Linked DNA regions of Homo sapiens: region 2 is linked to region 1. The links are chromatin contacts, found by Hi-C or POLR2A ChIA-PET in ENCODE. All regions are on one chromosome and are shown on one strand. The core of a region is the stretch at or near the end of the contact, and the rest is flanking DNA. Distances in the headings are between cores, read along the strand shown.

Region 1 (4,240 bases), core at 1,213-3,712:
GCTCTTTATAGGGTAATTGGAAGGATCTCCAGAGTGAACTGTTAAGTGAAAGGAAAGCCACCATTCACGCAGCTGTGTGACTGTGTGTGTGGTGGCTGAAGGAGAGGGCAGTAGGGCATGGTCAGGGCAGACGGGTTCTCTCTAGAACCCATCTGCCCACCCACTTAAACTCCATTCCAAGGAGGTGCATGCCCAGGTATGGGCATTGGTGCGAGAGACCTCAGCCTGGTTAAAGACCTTCCCAACAGTTCAAGGCAGGATTAACAAGGCAACATGAGTCAGTTACCAGACAGAGGCCCACCTCTCCAAGTACGCTGCTCCCAAATGGAAGAGCTGCCTTGGAAGGGAAGGCCTCCCCACATGAGTGAAAGGTCATGACTTTGGCTTGGTAAGAATGCAGTAAGGAGTGGCTGTAGTCAGATATTCCTGGGTTCTAATCCTGTCTCAAACCCTTTCTAGCTGGGGGGTACCCCTGGTCAAGTTCCTCAAGCTTTCTGAGCCTCAGTTCCTGTAAAGTGGGAACAGGATGCAAAGCTTACAGGTTTTTCGTGATGATGAAATGAAAACACAAATGAAGCATGTAGAGCTTATGGACCTGTTGCCAGGTAGGTGTCAGGAAATGGTCATTATTAGCACTCATCCTGTTATTCTTCACAGCAAGATGCATAAGTACCATCCTTGGGAGTCTTAGAAAGCTCCCCAGGTTCGAGGCTGGGATGACACTCCTTACATCTCAAGGCTGTTCTGAGTCACGCAGGATGATACCTGGCTGTGCACATGCTTTGTGCCCTGTGCAGCAGGAGACTGCCTGGAGTCCCTCTGGCCTGTGCCACATCAGTAGTCCAGGCTGCCTTGGCCCCGGCCATCCCTCAGAGCCTGTTGGGGCCTGGGATAAGCTCCACCCAGATGGGGACAGATGCGGTAACTGAGTCTATACATCTTGGGCAAGGCATTTTGCAGACCACACTGCAGAATAGAATCTGTGATGTGGAATGAAAGCAGCCCCTAATATCTACCTCTTGCTGTTCCCTGCCACACTCGGGACCCAGGGAAATGAGGGCGGGTTACATCAAGCGCAAGCGCGCGCGCGCACGCACACACACACACACACACACACACACAGCCCTCCCAGCTGTCACACCCATGGTCTACCCGAGCAAGGCCGCACCCCCACCCCGCCCCGCCCCCCGCAGCCAGGCCCCTCCCGTGGGAGCCCAAGCGAAAGGCGGCGGGTGTCCGAGTCAGAAGTTTCAGCGGAAATTGAAGCGCGGCCCTGGGACAGGAGGGGGGTGAGGCAGAGGGAAGGAGGTGGCTGTCGTCCCCCGCCCTCCCCGGTCTGCAGGCACAGCACACACCGCAGACACGCGCGCACCGTCCACCTGCAAACCCGGAGCCGCGCACTGGGGAGAACCAGCGGCCCTGCCGGGCCAGAGATCGCGCGCTGCGCCCCCGCTCCCACTCCCTCGGCTCCCCCGCTCCAGGGCACCCCAGCCCTGTCCCGGCGGTGTCCCCTGCACCGCCAACCCCTGCCACCAAGTGCCCAGCCCTCCAGACAGCTCTCACCATCTCCTGAGACACAGGTGCTCGGGACCCACCCTCACCCAGGACTCTCCCCTGCGGGTTCACGAGGACCCCCTCGGATCCCCCGCCACCCCCAGAGTCCTCCAGTGCCCCCCACAAGCCCCTCACCGCACCACACGACTCCCCTATCCCGCACTCACGCAAAACAGACCCCCGCACGCCCTCCTCTAGGGGTGACGGCCGGACACCTCCGTCCCTGGCTTCCCCAGCCCAACTCGGGCGACCCCACGCTCCGCGGGGCCGCGTCACCTGAAGCCCGGGGGGAGCACTCAGCCCAGGCCCGGATCAAAAGGGATCTGACCTGGCCGCGCCCCGACGGCGGGGTCTGTGAAAAGGTGTGTAAGGGGCGTGCGTGCGTGTAACACGCGGCAACACGCAGACGCCCAGAGGCTTCCGGCGCCCCCTTCCCCGGCCGCCCCCTCCCGCCCCCCGGCCTCCGGGCGAGTCCGCAGGCCGCACCCCGCCGAGTACCTCGCCCCGTCGTTCCGCGTGGGCCCGGGCGCCGCCGGGGCTCAGAGCCTCCAGGGCACCAGCAGGTGGGCCGGCCCGCTGCGCTGCTGCCGAGCTCGGGATCCCAGCCCAGCTCCAGCCCTGCCCGGGTCCTAGCAGCGGACGCGCGCGGAGCCGCCTCCACTTCCGCTGCGAGTCTCGTGCGCGCCCGGCCCCCGGTCCGGGTGATGCAAACCGGAGCTAATCCCCCGGTCCGGGTGATGCAAACCGGAGCTAATCCCCCGGTCCGGGTGATGCAAACCGGAGCTAATCAGCCGCCGTCTGATGCCCTCGGGCCCGGGATCGCACCATCCCCCGCGCCGCGCCCGGGCCTCTCTCCTCTGCATCCGCTGCACCTGGGACCCGCCCTCGCTGGCCCCCTAGGGGCGTCTGGTCAGTGCAGACATCAGCCACGGACTCTCCCTATCACCTTGGAAAAAAAATTTGCTCTTTTTTTTTTTTTTTTTGAGACAGAGTCTTGCTCTGTCGCCCAGGCTGGAGGGCGGTGGCGCGATCTCGGCTCACTGCAAGCTCCGCCTCCCGGGTTCACGCCATTCTCCTGCCTCAGCCTCCCGAGTAGCTGGGACTACAGGCGCCCGCACCACGCCCGGCTAATTTTTTGTATTTTTAGTAGAGACGGGGTTTCACCTTGTTAGCCAGGATGGTCTCGATCTCCTGACCTCGTGATCCACCCGCCTCGGCCTCCCAAAGTGCTGGGATTACAGGCGTGAGCCACCGCGCCCGGCCAAAAATTTGCTCTTCTGAGCCTCGGTTTCCCCACCTATGAAATGGGAAGAACATTCCTCCTTCTCAGGATGGTGCTTAAAAGAGCAAACAGTGACTGTTGTCGGGGTGCTTCCCCTTTTTTATAAAGCACATTCCCAGCACTGCCTTATAAAACCTTTAGGAGAAGTGGACATGCGGGAATCTCCATTCTCCACATTCTACTGAGAGCCAGCCTGAGGCCCAGCTATGGGCAAGTGGTTCAGAAGCTTCAGGAAGGCCTATGGACTTAAGAGCTGACTCTGGGCTCAAAGGAACCACCGTGGCGCCCTTGGGAGGCCTAAGGTCTGCTGAGCTTCCCCGCGTCCCTTTGCTAGAGGCAGTGCGGCCTAGTGGTGAAGAGCCCCTAGAGCCAGCTGGCCTAAGAGTGCACTCCACCTCCGCTCCAACCCACAGTGCTACCCCAGAAAAGCTACCTAAAACCCTGCCTCAACTTCCTGCTCCATAAAATGGGCTCATAATTGCGCTCACTTCATAAAGTTGTTGTGAGGATTAAATAATTTAATATGTGTAAGACGCTTAGAACAGTGTGTGGCACATTGCGGATGCTCAGTGGAGTGTAAACAATGGAGACAGAGAGGGAAAGAGGCCTTTAATATGCTTGCACCCAAGGCCTGGGAGGGCTTGGTGCTACTTGATTTGGGGTGAAACACCCCTCTGCGTCCTAGGCGTCCAGCACCTTTCTTTTTTTTTCTTTTTTTGAGGCAGAGTTTCACTCGTTGCCCAGGATTGAGTGCGATGGCACGATCTCGGCTCACTGCAACCTCCACCTCCCGGGTTCAAGCGATTCTCCTGCCTCAGCCTCCCAAGTAGCTGGGATTACAGGCATGCGCTACTATGCCTGGCTAATTTTGTATTTTTAGTAGAGACAGGGTTTCTCCATGTTGGTCAGGCTGGTCTCGAACTCCTGACCTCAGATAATCCACCTGCCTCGGCCTCCCAAAGTGCTGAGATTACAGGCATGAGCCACCGCGCCCGGCCTGGGTCCAGCACCTTTCTTAGAAATCCCTTTTGATCTGAATTCACCAGTGTCAAAAAATAACTCCTCAGCTGGGTGAGCTGGCTCATGTCTGTAATCCTAGCACTTTGGGAGGCCAAGACGGGAGGATTGCTTGAGGCCAGGAGTTTGAGAACAGCCTGGATGACATAGTAAGACCCTGTCTTTACAAAGAGAAAAAGATAGCGGGCATGGTGGTACGAGCTTGTGGTCCCAGCTACTTAGGAAGCTGAGGTAGGAGGATCACTTGAGCCCAGGAGTTCAGGTTACAGTGAAACGTGATTGTGCCACTGCACTCCAGGTTGGGTGACAGAGTGAGATCCTGTGTAATAAATAAATAAGTAAGTAAGTAAAATAACTCCTCTAGAGGCTGGGCGTGGTGGCTTATGC
Region 2 (4,240 bases), core at 526-3,025, 2.5 Mb before region 1:
TGGGGGCTGGGTGGGATGGACATGGGGAAGCCGGGAATCAGAAATACTAAAAGTCCTGGGCATGTACTCCAAGCAGGCCTTCAAAACACGAAAAAATCTCTTGGGAAGTGGATACCGGGAAATAAACAGAGCCTAGGCATAAGAGAGAAGAGATTGGAAAGAATCTACAAGACAACTTGGAGGATTCTCCCACCACGGGAGATAGAAAGGTGGGCAAGACACAGCTCCTGCCCGCAAGAAGCTTCTCAAATGAGAAGAACTTTAAAAGAAAAAGTGGAGCTTGGCAGGTAAAGGTGGGGAAGAAAGAGGATCACATAAAACAAAAACATCCCAACATGTGAGGGGGCAGTCAAGCAGCTCTGAATACTAGCCAGCAAGCGGGATGAGGGGAAGGAGAATTGGAGGATCCGATTAGGCTAAAAGTAAAGGAGTAAATTGAGGCAAGATTGTCAAGGGCTTTGTATGACCTGATAAGGCATTTTAGGCTTCATTCATCCCATGGGAAAAAGAAAAGCGAGGGAGTTTTTAAGTAAACAAGTGACAGCATCAGATCTGTTTCTGAAAGGAGTGGCCAGGCAGGAAGATGTTCGCCCTTTCCTAGTCAGTCCTCCTCTCGCCCACCATCTTCTGTTTCTCAGGCTGCCTGCACAGCTAGCAGGTGGCAAACGAAGCCATCTCCAGGGTGATGTGGACTGGTTCTAGAGCCGGAATCCCTCTCCTGAGCAAAGGCTTCTGATGGCGTTCACCCTGCAGAGGGTGGATTTGCACATTCTTCTTTTCCTGTCTTACAAATATCATCAGTGATCTCAAAAATAAAAACGAAACCCTCAAGACAGGACTCTGCTCTGCTATTTTTTTTTTTTAATCTTCAGGAGATATAATTAGTAACTAATTTTTTCAAAAAAAATTTTTTATTTACCGAAAGTAAAAAGGGAGGGGACCTGCGTTCTCAATTGGCCTATTCTGAATTCTGGGCAGCTCTCAGCCCTTATTTCCCTTCTTAAACAGCCTCAACAGTTGGGAGAGGGCGGCAAGGAGAGGGGCCTGGGAGACGGGCCGGGGGACCGAGGGAGGTGGACTTGAAGGGAAAGAAAAGTTGGTCACTGCAAAAGCAAATTTTCTCATGCCAAGAGTTTTCCTCTTTCCTCCCATTAAATGGACCTGAGCAAATTCTGTTCTCGCCGTTCTAAGTTTCTTCTCTGAGAATCAACTCTGGCAGTGCCCTGGCCTGGTCCCAGAAGGACGCATGCAAAGTTCCTGGGCAGTCGCGAGGGGTCGGCACTCGGGCCGGCACGTTTCCGGGGACCCCCTCCCCGCGACGGACCCGCAAGGATGCACAATCAACCTGCAGGCGCCCGCAGGCTTCTACCCGGAAAAGATGGCTTAGGGCTTCGGGCTCCGGGCTCTGGGCTGTGGCCCGGGACCCCTCCCACCGCCCCCGGGAGCCGCTCCCCCTTCCGGAGCCCACCCGGGCGCAGCGGCCGCGAACACTCACAGAGTCGGGCGTTGGGCGGGACCGCTGGGGACGAGGACAGCGGCTCCGCCTCGGCTCCGCGGCGGCGTTTCGGGCCGCCACTAGCCCTCAGGGCCGCCGCCCGGCCCGCGGCTCCGAGCCCCGCGGCGGCGGCGGCGGCCTCGCCTCCATGGCGAGGGGAAGCGGCTGAGGGGCGACTGGGCGGGCGACAGTGATGGCGGCAGCGGCCGGGGTCCGAGCGCGATCGCGCGCGCGCGCGTCTCTGTCAGCGCCGCACTCGCCGCAGCCTCGCTCCCGACCCGGCCTTGGCTGTAAGACGCGTGTTCATTGGCTGTTCAGAGACAGGCGCTGGTTGGCCGACAGCGAACGGGCGTCTCCGGCCCGCGCGGGCCCCGCCCTTGCGCTCCGCTGGGCGCTCACTTGCCGGCTGGGGCGCCGAACCCGGTCGCACGTTCTCCTGGTAGCTCCAGAGGGGTTCGCCCCGGGGCTGCCCAGTCCTTCGGGAAGCTGGACCCCGGAAGGACCGGCTGCGAGTGCACCAGTGCCTTCAGCCATTCTACAGTCACAGGCCTCATGACTTGGGCCTTCTTCCCAGTTTACAGATCAGGAAACCGAGGCCAGGCACAAACTACACCAATGTCTAGCCACCAGGGCGGCCTGCAACTCGAGAGCCATCTTCCTAACCCTCTCCAAACGTGATACTGTGGGTCTTTTTTTTCCCTCCCCTAATTGCTGCAAAGAACGACGGATCTCACTGGGGAGGGAGAGGAACCTGCCAAGTCCCTAGAACGGATCTGGCTCCGTGGGTGTCGTCTTATATCAAGTCAGCCCACGCCGTCCCCACCCGAGCTCCAGGGTAATCTCCCCCGCTTTCCAGATGCGCATGCTGGGGCCCCGCTCGCCACCGAGCTGAGTAGAAGCACAACACATGGTGCTCTGCGATGGAGGTGCCTTTTGCGATACGCCTGGCGGGGGAGGGGAGGCTCAAAACGCAGAGAGGAGCCAGAGTGCGCCCTCCCCCGGCCGGGGTTGGGGCGCGTACCCCCTTCCCGGCGCTCCCGGCACGGCGTCTGGTGCGTGACACCCGCGAAGCAATCGCTCAGTCCATCCAGCGGCAGCAGGTTCCTACACGGATCCCCGCGGGTGCTGCAGGACCTGAGCGTCTGCGGCTGAAAGCCGATTACGCAGTCGAGATAGGTGGTGGCAAATGCGACATTTCGCCGGGTTGTGATCCCCAGTAGGGACCCCTGGACATTCCGAGACCCGCGCAGGGCGAGCGGCTGGGCGTCTGCAGGCAAAAGACAGATTGCACAGTAGCGCACAAACCGAGCTTGCGGGTAGGGGACGCTTTATCCCAGACCCAGAGTCTGCGGTTCCCGGGGTAGGTGGCGGCGAGTCTCTCCTCCAGACCGGGCAACCCCTGAGTCCCCCTCACGCACCCCAGGCCGGAAGGAGTCCCACATTCGGGGCGCCCCCGGGGAAGGGTTGTGACCGGCGGCAACTCTTCATGGCAGGAAACACTGCGGCGCAAAAGGGGCTCCCAGCAGCCCCCACCATCTCCAGTCCTACCATCTCCGGTCCCCACCACCGCCTTCTGTTGGGGCGCCAGTTAGGGACTCTGTGCCCCACTCCTCCGTATTGTGGGCTCACATCAGCAGCCCCTACCATCTCCAGTCCTACCATCTCCGGTCCCCACCACCGCCTTCTGTTGGGGCGCCAGTTAGGGACTCTGTGCCCCACTCCTCCGTATTGTGGAATAAGTTAGTCCATGCTAACCAGAGCCAGGGCCTGGGAATATGGGTGGGGCGGGCCTCAGGCCGTCCCCTCCCCAGCAGGGAAGTCTCTCCTTGAGTGGGAGTTGTGACTCTCTCTCCCTCTCAGCAGGGCCAGCCTAGAGGTGAGGGTGAAATGGCCGAACCCGACACCTCTGACCAATAGACACTCCAGCCCAAAGGCCCAGAGTCCACACGCCTACTCTCCTAACGCTCAGACCCCAGTGAGGGTGGATCCTTCCCCACGCCCAACATTCACATATCCCCTTAAGTCCAAACTCAATCTATCCCGCAACACCGAATGGAAAAGTGAAAAGCAGGAAGTCAAAGTGTGAAAACCCCTAACAAGTAATGACTGCAAACGCAGGAGGTACCTCAGTAGCTGGGATAGCAGCCCTATGCTCTAGAACCAAACCCCACCAGCTTACTTTTGCCTTATATCTAATTTACACTATTATTTCTTAATATGTTTCTTTTTGTTGATTAGTTTTTTTTTACTTTTTATTTGTATTACCCTAGAAGGGGTTGACATGCTACTTATATTTTTAATATAACTGAAATAGTGATTGCAGTAAGTGTTCATCTTTGAGATTATCTGAAGGACCCCTTTTGGATATGACCACACTTGGAAAAATTGTTGTTGGGCGTGGTAGTCAAAGAGCCCGGGGTTTCCAGCCCCACCATGTGCTGGGTGACCTGAGCCTCCCTCTGCAACTCTTCCTGGAACTTCCCAGGGCTGTATTGAGAATTAGGCATGTTCAGCTTGGCAAGTAACCCATTCTCAGGAAATGAAAGTTCTTTCTCTCCCCATGAGACAGCTGCACTATGGTCAAAGCATTTGTGGGGTGTGCACAGGGGTGACAGAACTACAGACCAAGGAGAACTACAGACCCTGGAGACCCTGGGAAGGAGGGTTCAGCTCAGCAACCACACAGATGCTGTTTCCATTGGAAGAAGACAGAGCCCCCTCCTCAGCTGCCTGCCTGTAGAGACC

What was found. Hi-C counts contacts between places; a loop is a spot of excess contacts on that map. ChIA-PET counts read pairs that join two places held with the same protein, here RNA polymerase II (POLR2A). Pooled maps may share reads with other maps.
Region 2: a map of endothelial cell of umbilical vein shows a loop between it and region 1 (9-fold over the local background). The contact joins the promoter of PTPRA here to the promoter of TRIB3 in region 1. A Hi-C loop is called at or near these places in 1 of 168 maps with a recorded cell type or tissue (endothelial cell of umbilical vein) and 2 of 50 pooled maps. POLR2A ChIA-PET finds 5 or more read pairs at or near these places in 1 of 52 experiments (BJ).

Annotation. Positions count from the first base shown.
Region 1 is chr20:378,982-383,221 of GRCh38, reverse strand. TRIB3 (tribbles pseudokinase 3) reads right to left here and starts at 2,462. Exons shown (of 4, transcript NM_021158.5): 1 at 2,053-2,462. RefSeq lists an enhancer at 345-1,343 and silencers at 1,029-1,618, 1,889-1,998, 2,019-2,178.
Region 2 is chr20:2,871,016-2,875,255 of GRCh38, reverse strand. It overlaps PTPRA (protein tyrosine phosphatase receptor type A), which reads right to left and starts at 1,775. Exons shown (of 24, transcript NM_001385305.1): 1 at 1,496-1,775. RefSeq lists silencers at 1,302-1,581, 1,592-1,641, 1,822-1,891, 2,512-2,651 and enhancers at 1,136-1,765, 1,766-2,397, 2,398-3,027, 3,028-3,659.